Linked DNA regions of Homo sapiens: region 2 is linked to region 1. The links are chromatin loops, found by intact Hi-C in ENCODE. Cell type or tissue: breast epithelium. All regions are shown on one strand.

The links. Peaks named below come from ENCODE experiments on the same cell type or tissue, not always from the same donor. Only the 100,000 strongest peaks of a DNase experiment are listed, where the experiment ranks them.
Region 2: it touches region 1 in a loop (13-fold over the local background); 1 of 110 quality-filtered maps calls a loop at or near these places.

Annotation. Positions count from the first base shown.
Region 1 is chr1:10,551,530-10,559,529 of GRCh38, reverse strand. The region is part of intron 3 of PEX14 (peroxisomal biogenesis factor 14); the gene reads right to left. Among named protein-coding and RNA genes, the nearest start is that of PEX14, 81 kb to the right of the region's middle. RefSeq lists an enhancer at 2,913-3,574. In breast epithelium, no CTCF peak of the experiment used is centred here; a DNase peak (open chromatin) is centred at 3,719; H3K27ac peaks cover 1,283 bases.
Region 2 is chr1:10,994,392-11,002,391 of GRCh38, reverse strand. No RefSeq gene overlaps it. Among named protein-coding and RNA genes, the nearest start is that of TARDBP, 14 kb to the left of the region's middle. In breast epithelium, no CTCF peak of the experiment used is centred here; no DNase peak of the experiment used is centred here.

The sequences.
Region 1 (8,000 bases):
TCACACAGGGGTCTACTCACTGATCTGTTTGCCAAGGGACTGGGAGTTATTTCCAATGCCTTTCAGCTTTTCCGCTTGACAAAATAGAAATAATGTGTATTTTCTTCTCTAAAATAAGGTGGTTTTCAGCATGTCAAGCCATTTTTGGCCAAAGAATAAATACTGGACCAAATAGGTGAAAAACTAAAAATAAAATAGATGAAAAAGTCCTGCAAAGCAAGGACTTTGAAAAGTCTAGGAATCATCATGGCTATGTCTCTTATATTCCTATGCTCTTCATCTCTAAATTAATGCTTTAAAGAAAAGGGGGTGATTGTACCTCCCAATGTACCTCCTTGTGCACTCATATTTAATTAAAGCTGTTCTAGAAGGGCCAGTCAAAATAATAATAATAAAGTCATACGACATTGGAAAAGGAAAATGTTATTTTCATGTGATATGCTACTGAGAAAACCTAAGAGAACCAACAAAAACAATTAGGACTATTAAAAATAATAAAATAATTCTAAAAACACAGAAATCAACAGCTTTCCTAACTATTGGCAAAGATCAATTAGAAAATATAATGGAAATAAATATCCTAAAGCAAGAAGAATAAATTAAAAATACAGGTACTCAGAATTAAAGGAAATGTGCAGGAACTATGCAAGAACTGTACAAAACCATCAGTGAGGGGCATTACATATTTTACTTGAAAGATACCCCACATCCGTGGATGGAAAGAGTGCATACTGCAAAGACACCAATTCTTTCCAAAGTAATTTCTTTCTTTCTTTTTTTTTTTTTTTTTTTTGAGACAGGGTCTCATTCTGTCGCCCAGACTGGAGTGCAGTGGTGCAATCTCAGCTCACCACAATCTCTGCCTCCCAGGCTCAAGTGATTCTCCTGCCTCAGGCTCCTGAGTAGCTGGGATTACAGGTGTGTACCACCATGCCCAGCTAATTTTTGTATTTTTAGTAGAGAGATGGGGTTTCACTATGTTAGTCAGGCTGGTCTTGAACTCCTAACCTCAAATGATCTACCTGTCTCGGCCTCCCAAAGTGCTGGGATTACAGGCATGAGCCACAGCGTCCAGCTTCCAAAGTAATTTCTATGTTGAATGTAATTATCATCAAAATTTCAAAGGGATCTTCTTTCTTGATTCGCAGTGGGTAGGGGTGGGGTGGGATCAAGAAGAAGATGATAAAAGTGATTCTAAAATGTCTTAAGAAATATACAAGCAGGCCGGGCACGGTGGCTCACACGTGTAATCGCAGCACTTTGGGAAGCCGAGGTGGGCGGATCACCTGAGGTCAGGAGTTCAAGACCAGCCTGACCAACATGAAGAAACCCCATCTCTATTAAAAATACAAAATTTTTATATTTTTGTACAAAAGAGTACAACGAATACTAACAAATACAGTGTGTAACAAATCTATAATAATAAAAACATTGCAGCATTAGCACAACAACAGACAAGTACAGCAATGAATGAGAATAGAATGTCCCTGATCACACATCAGTATATTTAAGAATTTAGCAGATGAAAAAGATGACATGTCAAATCAGTGGGGAAAGAAATAAATCGTTCTATAAATGGTGCTGAGACTATCCAGTTGGTCAACAGGAAAAAATAAAGTTATATTCCCTGTTACGCAACTAGCAACAACACAAATTCCATAAAAGAAAACTAAAATCATTAAAAAAAAAAAAAAAGGTAGGCAAATAGTTCTATGCCCTTGCAGTGGGGGAAGGGTTTTCCATGCTTAGACAAAGGAAGAAACTGTGAACTTGACAATGTGGAAGTTTGAGACTTGTGCTCGGGGCACTGGCCAACTGGTGTTGAGGCTGTAAGCTGAAATCACCTTTTTAAAGCACAGGTTAGCAATGTACATTAAAATGAAAACAAGTCCATTTTCTTTAACCTAGGATTAGCAGCTCTGAGGTTTTTTGCTTTTTGTTTTTGAGACAGAGTCTCACTCTGTTGCCCAGCCTGAAGTGCAGTGGCACGATCTCAGGTCACTGCAAACTCCACCTCCAGGGTTCAAGCAATTCTTCTGCCTCAGCCTCCCGAGCAGCTGGGATTACAGGCGCCCGCCACCACAGCTGGCTATTTTTTGTATTTTTAGTAGAGACGAGGTTTCACCATGTTGGCCAGGCTGGTCTCAAACTCCTGACCTCAAGTGATCCGCCCACCTCGGCCTCCCAAAGTGCTGGGATTACAGGCGTGAGCCATTGCACCCAGCCTAACTCTGAGGTTTTTACCCCACAAAGGTAATCACAAAAGTAATACCTATTTCCCAAGGATACTTAAAGAAGAGTTGCTATAATTGTGTAAAATGAAGATAATCAAGGGGACTGGGTTACAATAAATTATGGCATATATTTTCAGCAGAACACAAGGCAGTTACTAAAATTGATGCTAGAGATCTGTATTGATGGATACCAGTTACATCCAAGACCTAGTATCAAGCAGGGAAAAAAAAAAGAAAGATGAGAGAAGAGGCAAAATCTAAGGTGACTGGCTTTACTTAATGACTTACTCAAATGACTTTAAGGTAAGACTCAACAGTCCCAAGAGAGGCCAAAAGGCAAAGCACTCTAACCTCAGCTTCCAGATTTGTGCCCTCCCTCTGGCCCAAGTCACAGATTCTTCCAGGTGCCTCAGTCTCTCAGTCTATAAAATGGGGATAAAAATCACCAGTGCCATTACCATACTCTCCCCTGTCCCCAGGGTGCTCTGAGGATTAATTAGCTGGTATTTGTGAAGTGTGTTCCTGTACTGAGTTATTACTGAAAAGTTTCCATTAGGCTCATCAGCTCTTTAAAGTTCTTAAGCAAAACTAAAGAAGTTTTGATGAAATGCCCCAAAGACAAGCATGGCTGGTAACAATGAAGCCGTAGAAGAAACAGCCCGGCAACCCTGCCCCCTAACCCTCCACATCAGGCGCAGTGCTCAGGCAGTAAGGCCAAGCCAGAGTTTCATCAGCACTCCCCCAGGATGAGGTCAGCGCACACCGACTGCCTCTGGCCCTCCAAGGGGACGATTATCACACTGTCGCCAGCGTCCCCAGTGCTCCTTATTAGTATAATAGAAACCCTGCACAGAGACCGACAAAGTGCGTGAGAGGAAAAAGAACACGTGCAGATAGGCACCCCCCAACCCAAGTCCCTAATGAGGGGTACAGGGACGGATGTGCATGGATCCTCATCAGCCCCACCCTGTGGAATTCTGATCACAGCTGCCATGCTCTGGGGATATAGGGAGACATGGAGCAGCTTCCAGAGAGGCAGCATGTTCACAGTATCACCAGCTCCAGCCAGGAGTCCAGAAAGACAAAGGTTATGCTGCTGAAGGGGCAGGCAGGACACTGTGAACCCCTGTCATCCCAACCCCTCATCCCAGCAGAGGAGGAGCCCTGCTAACAGCGCTGAGCACTGGCAGACGGTGCCTGCAGAAGGCGGTTTCAGTGGCAGGCCTCTGGGCTGCCCCTTTCGCCTCGTGCTCGGTGGAATGTCCACGCTGGCTCCGCAGTGCCAGCCCACCGAGATGGACTGCTTTGTCCAGCAGTGCCTGCGCCAAGGACATGCTCCAGGATCATTCGGCTTTCTTCCTCCCCTAATGCTTGTGTCTTTCTCTGTATGTCTCATCCTGTCTCTCAAATCTATTCCTGTGTGTCCCAGAGGGCCAGAATGAAGCAAGTTCTGCTGTTATGATGCAACGCCCGGCCACAGGTGAGGCCCGGACTCTTCTGAAAACCTAATGAACGGGCAACAGCAGCTTGTGTGCTTCTTGACAGCACACAGGTGCTGATAAATATCTACCTCCAGGATATTCTTGGTAAACACAGGCACTGCGGCCCCTCACCCTCACGGGTGCATGCACACACACACACACACACACACACTCACACCTTGCCGGCTCTGCTCTCACACCTCAAAAACAAATTATTTAACTATTCTCTTCCCTGAGGATTAGAGCTCTAATTTCAAACACAGAGCTCCCTGGCTTGTCTCTCACATATGCAGCACATTCTGATAGGTTAAACGCTGCGGTTTAATTACTGTAATGAGAGGTGCTTTTTTTGGGTTTCCTCAAACATTCGTTTTTCCCTCCCTTATTTTACATTGAAAATCATTTTTAGCATGTTTTCCTCCGTCATTTTCCCCATCTCTCCCCCCGACTCTGTATGTAGGGAAGAAGGAAGGCTCTTCGAGTGAGTGTCTGAAGAGTCACCAGAAGTGAGTGGGTAACAATACTCAATGTCCAAACCTTTCATTTAAATTTTTTTAATTTAAAATTTGTAAATTAAAAAAAAAGCAGATAGGAGAGGTAAAAGCCCACCAAAGTAGACTGCTACAGTGACTATCCCGGACAGGAATGGTCAGTAAAAAACACAGCAGGTTGGTGTGTTATTGGGGGGTAGGGTCAGTCCTGCAGGTGGTTTTGGGAAGGGATGGGATGTGTTCCCGCGATGGCCAGCATGTGATTTACTGCAGCCCCAGATCAAGAAGAAGGCTGCTTTCCACGGGAAGGCTGGACAAAAGCAGACTGAGGAAGATGCCTCTAGAGAAGCAACTTGCTTTCAGATAGGCTTTATTTTTAAAAGGTGTACAGCCAGCCTGGGAAACATGGCAAAACCCCATCTCTACTAAAACTACAAAAATTAGCTGGGTGTATGGTGGTACGCATCAGTAATCCCAGCTACTCAGGAGGCTGAGATGGGAAGATCACTTGAGCCCCAGGAGATGGAGGTTGCAGTGAGCCAAGATCGCGCCACTGTATTCCAGCCTGGGTGACAGTGTGAGGCTCTGTCTTTAAAAAAAAAAGAAAAAAAAGCATACAGCCTATATGCTTTCAAAGCTGTGGATCATAATTTACCGCCAAACCAGGTCCACCTTCAGCCCCAGGCATGAGATCTGGACTGCACTGTGTGGGCATCTGAAGGCTGCAGTCATTTAAAAGGAAAACCTGACTGCAGCTGCAATGCCAAGAGAGCTCTAAGATCAGGCTGAACCGGCAGAGGAGCAGAAGCTTCAAGAAGCGAAAATGCCCTTCTCCCTGCCTCTTCAAGGTGACCTGGAATGAGTATCATGGAGTTCAATGACTCTGCGTGTGCTCTGGGATCTCCCAGCAAGTCAGTTAATGTCCTGATCATTTTGGAGTCTGCCCTTTTGGAGTCTGCCCTTTAGGCTTTCTGCCTCAGCTCCACACATTTTGTAAACTTCTCTTTTTTTTTTTTTTTTGAGACGGAGTCTCGCTCTGTCACCCAGGCTGGAGTGCAGTGGTGCGATCTCGGCTCACTACAAGCTCCGCCTCCCAGGTTCACGCCATCCTCCTGCCTCAGCCTCCCAAGTAGCTGGGACTGCAGGTGCCCACCACCATGCCCGGCTAATTTTTTTTTTTTTTTTTTTTTGTATTTTTAGTAGAGACGGGGTTTCACCATGTTAGCCAGGATGGTCTCGATCTCCTGACCTCATGATCCGCCCACCTCGGCCTCCCAAAGGGCTGGGATTACAGGCGTGAGCCACCGCGCCCGGCCCACATTTTGTAAACTTCTGACTCCACTGATTTGTAAGAGTAAAGGTACCACAAAGACCATCTGCTACCAGAAAACCGAGGTGCATGCAAGGTCAGGGAACTAACCGTCATGTCACAGGTGTGCAGGGAAGCCCTGAAAATTGCCGAGGCCAGATCAGCAAACAGGTTGACTGTCACAAGCAGATCAGTGGAAACACATGCAGATATAACAGAGAAGGACAAACTCAGGGAAGAGCAGATGAGGAAACAGATGACAAAGGAGTGAAGAGGAGCTTTCTGGAAGCTGAGTTTTCAGTGGAAGGTGGGAGTAGCGGCCCACTCTGACCATGACCCAAATCAGTGGGACCTTCTCTTCTTGGAGGGAGAAGCAGACTTTACCAGAGGCAGAGTGACAGGCTTACCCCTGAGAAATCATTTCCAGATAAAATAACACTTGCTTCATAAATGCCATCTTCCCTTTCTTCAGAGAGTCTCAAATTTCAGTGAAACCACTTAACAATGTCGGTGTCAAAGAACAAGCTTAACGGTCACCCTGTAGAAGCGACTTTGAAAGGCAGAAGCCAGCGCCACTGCCTGACTGTGGGGCATCCGCCTCTGGCCAACCACTAACCACGTGACAGGGTCCCCCGCACCTCCCTCTGGGCCTTCTCTCTTCACAGCGTCTCTCACTCCTGGTCTACTCTTTCATCTGCTATCCTCCACACCAGCTCCCTAAGCCAAAAATTTGGACAGTGAGCCCAGACTCTTCCCTCTTCTTCACTCTTGCATCCATTCAGCCACCAATTCCCAGGAGATTCTGCTTCCTCACTCTCTAATCCATCCTCTCCATCCCCGTAATAACTGCCCTGGTTCATCCATCATTCCCCTCTCCTAAATGCCCGCCCTACCTTTGAGAGAGCTTTCTAAAACGCTAGCATGAAACTTATTATTCCACATACAACTTTTCCGTGGTTTCCCCACTGTCCACATAACAAAATCCACACTCTTGAGGTAACACATGCCAGGTCTTCCCTGATCCCACCTTTGCCCACCTTTCCAAGCTGTCTCCTCGATCTCTCGCCTTAGTGGCTATGCCCCATCACATCCTCTGCATGGACAAAAGTCACCAATCCGCTTCAGACCTTAAAAACAACTAATCCTCTTGCAGGGCTCGGATAAAGGGGACCTCCTCCATGAATGGAGGCACCTTTTTAACCTCTTCGCCACTAGTTCTCCTCCCCTACCACAAAACTGATCGCTCTCCCCCCAGGCCTCCACTCAGATACCTATTATAGCACCTATAATATTTTATCACCCACACCACATCTGTTTATATATCATGGAACCCCACTAAACTACAAATATTAAATCTTATTTTTGTATTTTTATGTTTAGCACAAATGTTGGCACATGAAGGAAATGGATATTTAATAATTAGTAAATGGATAGATGATTTTTCCAGTGAATCATACTGCCTCTATGTGCTAAACTGGGAACCAACAATTGATACAAACATAGATATAAATATATAGATAACAGGCATGAACAAACTTAGAGTAAATGAATCTAAAAAGCAGATTTTTTTTTTGAGACGGAGTCTTGCCCTGTTGCCCAGGCTGGAGTACAATGGCGTGATCTCAGATCACTGTAAACTCCGCCTCCCAGGTTCAAACGATTCTCCTGCCTCAGCCTCCTGAGTAACTGGGATTACAGGCGTCCGCCACCATGCCCAGCTAATTTTTGTATTTTTAGTAGAGATGGAGTTTCACCACATTGGCCAGGCTGGTCTTGAACTCCTGACCTCGTGATTTGCCCGTCTCGGCCTCCCAAAGTGCTGGTATTACTGGCATGAGCCACCACACCCAGCCCGGAGATAGTTTTTAAATGTTTATGTTTCATCTAAGTATGCAGTATGCAGTATAACTTATTTTTTTTTTGAGACAGAGTCTTGTTCTGTCGCCCAGGCTGGAGTGCAGCAGCACGATCTCAGCTCACTGCAACCTCCACCTCCCGGGTTCAAGAGATTCTCCTGCCTCAGCCTCCTGAGTAGCTGGGACTACAGGTGCCTGCCACCACACCCGGCTAATTTTTGTATTTTTAGTAGAGGCGGGGTTTCACCATGTTGGCCAAGCTGGTCTCGAACTCCACACCTGCCTCAGCCTCCCTAAGTGCTGGGACTGTAAACAGGCATGAGCCACCGTGCCTGGCCATAACTTTCTGATTGTATTTTTGTTAGGCTAACATTAAAATTAGTTTGCATCCCTGATACCAAACTGGTTGGAAGGGAAGTAGAGCTGCAGAAAATTAAAGAAAAATTGGTATAAGATAAAACTTCTACAATGCATCATTCACAAGTGAATAGCGAGAACTAACTACACATGTATATTCTTGGTTCACCACAAAATCCTTTTAAACAAATACCTACCATTTCCCCAAAACAAACAGAGTAATTATGGTAAGGCCTTGTTAGTGTTCAGGCAGTATGCGTGAAATACATTTA
Region 2 (8,000 bases), 440 kb before region 1:
TCACTGCAACCTCGGCCTCCCAGGTTCAAGCAATTATCCTGCCTCAGCTTCCCAAGTAGCTGGGATTATAGGCATGTGCCACCACACCCAGCTAATTTTTGTATTTTTAGTAGAGACGGGGTTTCACCATGTTGGTCAGGCTGGTTTCGAACTCCTGACCTCAGGTGACCCACCCACCTCAGCCTCCCAAAGTGCTGGGATTACAGGCATGAGCCACTGCGCCGGCCTTGTTTGTTCTTTGAGACAAGGTCTGGCTCTGTTGGTCAGGCTGGAGTGCAGTGGCCCAATCTTGGCTCACTATCACCTCTGCCTCATGGACTCAAGCCATCCTCTTACTTCAGCCTCCCTAGTAGCTGGAACTGCAGGCACACACCACCACACCCAGCTCTTTTTTTTTTTGTATTTTCAGTAGAGATGGGGTTTCACCATGTTTCCCAGCCTGGTGCTGAACTCATGAGCTCAAGCGATCTGACCACCTCAGCCTCCCAAAGTGCTGGGATTATAAGCATGAGCCACAGCACCCGGCCCACAAGTACTTTTGAAAGGTAAACTAATACTAAGGTAAGATATTTTTATTTTATCACGATTTACTTTCTTTTTTTTTTTTTTTTTGAGACGGAGTCTCACTCTGTCGCCCAGGCTGGAGTGCAGTGGCACAATCTCGGTTCACTGCAAGCTCCGCCTCCCAGGTTCACGCCATTCTCCTGCTTCAGCCTCCTGAGTAGCTGGGACTACAGGCACCCACCACCACGCCTGGCTAATTTTTTTGTATTTTTAGTAGAGACGGGGTTTCACCATGTTAGCCAGGATGGTCTCGATCTCCTGACCTCATGATCCAACCTCCTCGACCTCCCAAAGTGCTGGGATTGCAGGCGTGAGCCACTGCGCCTGGCTTACTTTCCTTTTAATTTAAGCATCTTAGCTGCCAAAATTAAGGTATGCCTCCCTTATTTGTTCTAGATCTTGGGTTTTTAAAACCATTTTTTGTAAAAAGCCAGTTAGTACATAAATACAAATAACAAAAAAACTGCAGTCTCTTGTTCTCCCCAGCCCCTTCCATATCCCTTATCAGAAGTAACCATTCTTTTAGTTGTTTCTTATGGATATACCTACATCTTTTAAAATAATAAATCTATCCTGCAATTAAAAAAAATTTTTTTGAGACAGGGTCTTGCTCTGTCACCCAGGCTAGAGTGCAGTGTCTCGATCTCAGCTCACTGCAACCTCTGCCTCCCGGGCTCAAGCCATCCTCCCACCTCAGCCTCCCCAGTAGCTGGGAATACAGACATGTGCTACCATGCCTGGCTAATTTTTGTATTTTTGCTAGAGATGGGGTTTTGCCATGTTTCTCAGGCTGGTCTCAAACTCCTGGGCTCAACCTTGGCCTCCCAAAGTGTTGGGGTTACAGGCATGAGACACCATGCCTGGCCTTATCCTGCAAAATTTTCATTTATTCAATTTAGAAAGTATCTACTGATTTCCTATTATGTCTAATGAGGGTTTTTTAGCTCACACTTCATTATCATTTCCTCCATCCTCTTAATATACTGATACCTAATATCACCATTTTTGGTTAAATACATATTCAATGTTTTCACTATTATGACTACATAAATTGTGTTCATGACTGAGACAAGTTTTATCTTTTCTTGTGCAACTTTACTTTTTCCTGGAGTTAATAATTGCCTTGCTTTTTCATTTGCTTTGTTCTCTTTGAACATCTAAATAATCATTTTATGCCCTCCAAAAGTTGTGTAAATGTCTTGAATAAGGTTTTCTTCATAGTCAAATCTGTCAGCTAGTTTGTGATTTTTTTGGGGGGGGACAGAGTCTTGCTCTGTTGCCCAAGCTGGAGTGCAGTGGCGTGATCTTGGCTCATTGCAACCTCCGCTTCCCAGGTTCAAGTGATTCTCCTGCCTCAGCCTCCCAAGTAGCTGGGATTACAGGTGTGCACCACCACACCTGACTAATTTTGTATTTTTTTAGTAGAGACGGGGTTTCACCCTGTTGGTCAGGCTGGTCTTGAACTCCTAACCTCAAGTGATCCACTCACCTTGGCCTCCCAAGGTGCTGAGATTACAGGTGAGAGCCACTGTGCCCAGCCAGATAGTTTGTAATTTTTATTTTTTTATTTCTTGGAGTCTTCATGCCTCCTTTCCTGGATTGCTTGCTGGAAATTGTATCAGTTGTCATCCTGGAGACTTCCTTACATGTCTGAAAATGGTCTTATTCCATTTACATGTCATTGGTAGTCCGGTTGCGTACAGAATTTTAGGTTGAAGGTCATTCATACTCAACACTTAGAAGATATTTTTCTGCTGGCGCCTAGCTTCTCTTATTGCTGTTAAGAAATCCATTGCATTCTTGGTCATTCACGTAATCTTCATTTTCTCTCTGGACTCTTTCATGATCTTACCGTATCATCCATTTTCTGAAATTCAAGATGGGCTGATCTGAAGGTAGTCAGTTATCTCAGTTGATCAGTTCAATTCTTTCCCCTTTTCTCACTACTGCACTTGACTAGTCTTAAAAAGAAAAAAAAAAGGGCTGGGCATGATGGCTCACACCTGTAATACCAGCACTTTGGGAGGCTAAGGTGGGTGGATCACCTGAGGTCAGGAGTTCGAGACCAGCCTGACCAACATGGTGAAACCCCATCTTTACTAAAAATACAAAATTAGCCAGGTGTGGTGGCACATACCTGTAATCCCAGCTACTTGGGAGGCTGAGGCAGGAGAATTGCATGAACCCAGGAGGTGGAGGTTGCAGTGAGCTGAGATTGCACCATTGCACTCCAGCCTGGGCAACAACAAGAGTGAAACTCTGTCTCAAAAAAAAAAAAAAAAAAGAATGAAATTCAAGATGATGACTTGGTCTTCCTGAGTATCTTTTTTCATTCATTGTTCTGGGCATATGGTGATCTTTTTGTTATAGAGATTTTTGTCCTTCAATTCTGGGAAAGTTTGTTGTATTATTTCTTTGACAGCTTTTTCCCCAATGATTCCTTGGTTCTCTCTTTCTGAAATTCCTGTTAGCTATTGACTTTCCTACAATGATGCATCATTTTTGAAAATCTTTTTTCTTTTGTTGTTACAATTTTAAAAATTCTACTTTCTGTGAAATTTCCCCAATTTTACCTTCAATATTTTTATTATTATTGTATTTATTTATTCATTCTTTTTTTTTTTTTTGAGATGTAGTCTTGCTCTGTCACCCAGGCTGGAGTGCAGTGGCACAATCTTGGCTCACTGCAACCTCTGCCTCCCGGGTTCAAGTGATTCTCCTGCCTCAGCCTCCTGAGTAGCTGCACTGCAGCTGCCCACCACCACGCCTGGCTAATTTTTGTGTTTGTAGTAGAGTCAGGGTTTCACCATGTTGGCCAGGCAGGTCTCAAACTCCTGGCCTCAGGTAATGCATCTGCATCAGCCTCCCAGAATGTTGAGATTACAGGCGTGAGCCACCGTGCCTGGCACACTGGGGTCTTCCTTTCACATTAGAGGCTCTCTTCTCTTTGTCCAAAATCCATAGCCCAACTCCTTGGACCTGTTGGAATATTTCACAGGAGATTGTTGTTTTGACTCCTTTTATTATTTCCCCTTGGGCAGAAATTGTGCGACCAAAGTGATAACATAATAATTTATTTGAGCATTTATATACCAGGCTCAGAGTTGGCAAATTTAATTCTTACCTCAACTCTATTTACCAAGTACTACTACTATTGACCTTCTCTGAGGAAACTGAGGCACAGAAAGGCCAAGTAACTTGGCCAGAGTCACATAGCCAGTCTGTGGCAAAGCTGAGGTCCTTGGTTCTAGAGCCCACGCTCCTAATCACCTCTAATCCATCTCCTTATTTGGAACCTGGGGGACAATTTGCTCTCTGTTCTTTATAGAAAACAACCACAACATTGTAACACCAGTTACTAAATGCCAGACACTGTTCTGAACACATTATCTGTATAGATTCCTTTAATCCCTAACGGGCCTATGAAGTAGGTACCATATTTAGTCCTATTTTACAAAGAACCTTCTAGAGGTTCAACTTACCCAAGATCACCAGATAGTGACAGCAGTGTCCGAATTTCAAATCTAGGCTGGGTGTGATGCCTCACGCCTGTAATACCAGTACTTTGGGAGGCCAAGGCAGGAGGATCGCTTGAGCCCAGGAGTTCTAGACCAGTCTGGGCAACATAGTAAGACCTCCATCTCTACAAAAAATTTAAAAATTAGCTGGGCGTCGTGGCATCTGCCTGTGATCCAAGCAACTCAGGAGGCTGAAGCAGGAGGATTGCTTGAGCCCAGGAGGTCAAGGCTGCAGTGAGCCATGATGGTGCCACCTCCAGCCTGGATGACAGTTCGAGACCCTGCCTTAAAAAAAATGAAAAAAGAATTTAAAATTTAGGTTTTCTGTCCCTGGAGATCTCACTTTCATTTTCCTTTCTGGGCCTTAGGAGCAGAGTGGAGTTTATTGCCCTCATCAGTTCATGGCCCACCACCCTCCTCAGCCTGGGCAAAGCCTGGCTTATTTTATTTCATTATTTTCTTTTTGTTTTTGAGACAGAGTTTCTCTGTCACCCAAGTTGGAGTGCAGTGGCGCTATCTCGGCTCACTGCAAACTCCACCTCCTGGGTTCAGGTGATTCTCCCACCTCAGCCTCCCAAGTAGCTGGGATCGCAGGCACGCACCACCATGCCTGGCTAATTTTTGTATTTTTTGTAGAGACAGAGTTTCACCATGTTGCTCAGGCTGGTCTCTAACTCCTGGGCTCAAGCAATCCTCCTGCCTTGGCCTCCCAAAGTGCTGGGATTCTAGGCATGTGCCACTGCGCCTGACCTATTTCATTATTTTCTCCAGTTACTCCCAACCCCTAGTCCCTCTCCCCTCCCCCTCCTAGGCCCTCACTAGGGTGTTCATCTGTCTTTGAATCTGCATGTGTCTGTATAAAGCATGCACAGTTGTTCTGTGGGTGTACTTAGCAATAACCAGACATTTATTCAGCACCTACCATGGTGCCTGCCAGGTGTTACCCTAGATCAGGGAGCAACAAACCACAGCCGATTGCCAGCTTTTATACAACCTGCAAGCCAAAAATGGTATATATATATATATATATATATATATATATATATATATATATTTCTTTTTCGAGATGGAGTCTTGCCCTGTTGCCCAGGCTGGAGTGCAATGGTGCCATCTCAGCTTACTGCAACCTTCGCCTCCTGGGTTCAAGTGATTCTCCTGCCTCAGCCTCCCCAGTAGCTGGGACTACAGGTGCCTGCCACCACGCCCAGCTAATTTTTTTTTTGTATTTTTAGTAGAGACGGAGTTTCACCATGTTTGCCAGGCTGGTCTTGAACTCCTGACCTCAAGTGATCCGCCTGCCTCGGCCTTCCAAGGTGTTGGGATTACAAGCGAGAGCCAATGCACCCGGCCAGTTTTTACATCTTTAAATGGCTGAAAAAAAAATCAAAAGAATACAGTTTTGTGACACCTGAAAATTATATGAAATTCAAGTATCAGTATCCATGTCTAAGTTTTACTGGTGCACAGCCACACTCATTTTTTTGTTTGTTTTTTTTTGAGATGGAGTCTTGCTCTGTTGCCCAGGCTGGAGTGCAGTGGTGTGATCTCAGCTCACTGCAACCTCCGCCTGCTGGGTTCAAGCGATTCTCCTTCCTCAGCCTCCTGAGTAGCTGGGATTACAGGTGTGCGCCACCACGCCTGGCTAATTTTTGTATTTTTAGTAGAGACGGGGTTTCTCCATGTTGGCCAGGCTGGTCTCAAACTCCTGACCTCAGATGATCCACCTGCCTTGGCCTCCCAAAGTGCTAGGATTACAGATGTGAGCCACCGCACTGGGCCCACGCTCATTTTTTATGTACATCTCTGGTTGCTTTCACGCCACATTGGCAGAATTGAGTAGTTACAGCAGAGATTGTATGGCACAAAGCTGAAAATACTGACTGTCTGGCCCTTTACAGAAAAAAGAAAATTACTGACCAGTGCTCTAGAGGTTGGGGATACTCTAGGGAACGTATGTGTTTAATTTATATAAATAGAATGATGGTTTAACTGGGGCCGGGGAGCAAATTCAATCTGGGATTTTTGAGAGTGACAGAGAGGCTATTAATTACTGGGACAACTTGGGGTCAACTATCTGTCTCTGGAAAGCAAGGATGCATGATTATCTCTCTCTAACCCTCATTCTGCCCAAGATCACTGGCTTTGCTTGTTGTATTTTAAGAATGTGTTGGCTGGGCATGGTGGCTCAACCCTGTAATCCCAGCACTCTGGGAGGCTGAGGAGGGCGGATCACCTGAGGTCAGGAGTTCGAGATCAGCCTGGCCAAGGTGATGAAACCCTGTCTCTACTAAAAATGCAAAAAATTAGCCAGGCATGGTGGTGGGAGCCTGACAGAGCGAGACTCCGACTCAAAAAAAAAAGAATTTGTTGGCTAGGCATGGTGGCTCACACTTGTAATCCCAGCACTTTGGGAGGCCAAGGTGGGATGACTGCTTGGCCTCAGGAGTTGGAGGCCAGCCTGGGCAACATAGCAAAACCTAATCTCTACTAAAAATACAAAAATTGGCTGGGCGTGGTGGCTCATGCTTATAATTCTAGCACATTGGGAGGCTGAGACAGGTGGATCACCTGAGGCCAGCAGTTCGAGACCAGCCTGGCCAACATGGTGAAACCCCAACTCTACTGAAAATACAAAAATTAGCTGGGCATGGTGGCACACACCTGTAATCCCAGCTACTTGGGAGGCTGAGGCAGGAGAATCGCTTGAACTGGGGAGGTGGAGGTTGCAGTGAGCTGAGATTGTGCCACTGCACTCCAGCCTGAGTGACAGAGCAAGACTCTGTTTTAAAGAAACAAAACAAAACAAAACAAAAATTAGCCAGGTGTAGCATTGTGAGCCTGCAGTCCCAGCTACCTTGGAGGCTGAGGTAGGAGCTTTACTTAAACCCAGAAAGTTAAGGCTTCAGTGAGCTTTGACAGTGTCACTGTATTTCAGCCTGGGCGACAGAGCAAGATGCTGTCTCAGAAAAAAAAAAAACAAAATTTCTCTGGGTTGTAGCCCTAGAATAGGACTCAGCAAACTATAGCCCATAGGCCAAATCTGGGGCATGGCAGTTTCTGTACAGTCAGCAAGCTAATTTTTAAATGACTGGGGTAAAAAATCAAAAGAAGAATCATATTTTGTGACACATTAAAATGACATGGAGGCCTGGCATGGTGGCTCACACTTGTAATCCCAGAACTTTGGGAGGCCAAGGTGGTAGGATCACTTGAAGCCAGGAATTCAAGACCAGCTTGGCCAACATGGTGAAACCCGTCTCTATTAAAAATACAAAAAATTAGCCGGGCATGGTGGTGTGCACCTATAATCCCAGCTACTCAGGAGGCTGAGATACAAGAATCGCTTGAATCCGGGAGGTGGAGGTTGCAGTGAGCCAAGATTGCACCACTGCACTCCAGCCTGGGCAACAGAGTAGAGTCTGTTTCAGAAAAAAAAAGAAAAAGAAAATGACATAGAGTTCACATTTCAATGTCCATAAAGGTTTTGGAACAGCCCCACCCACTCATTTGCATATTATCTAAGACTGTAGCAGTGTCTTTGTGGTCTGCAAAGCCTAAAATATTTCCTATCTGGCAGGGTGCCGTGGCTCACGCCTGTAATCCCAGCACTTTGGGAGGCCAAGGCGGGCGCATCACGAGGTCAGTAGATTGAGACCAGCCTGGCCAACATGGTGAAACCCCGTCTCTACTAAAAATACAAAAATTAGCTGGGCATGGTGGCGTGTGCCTGTAATCCCAGCTACTTGGGAGGCTGAGGCATGAGAATAGCTTGAACCAGGGAGTCGGAGGTTGCAGAGAGTTGGAGGTTGCACTGCACTCCAGCCTGGCGACAGAGCGAGACTCCGTCTCAAAATAAATAAATAAATAAAAATAAAATAACGATTTTTTTTAAAGCAGATTGGTCATTTTATTTTATTT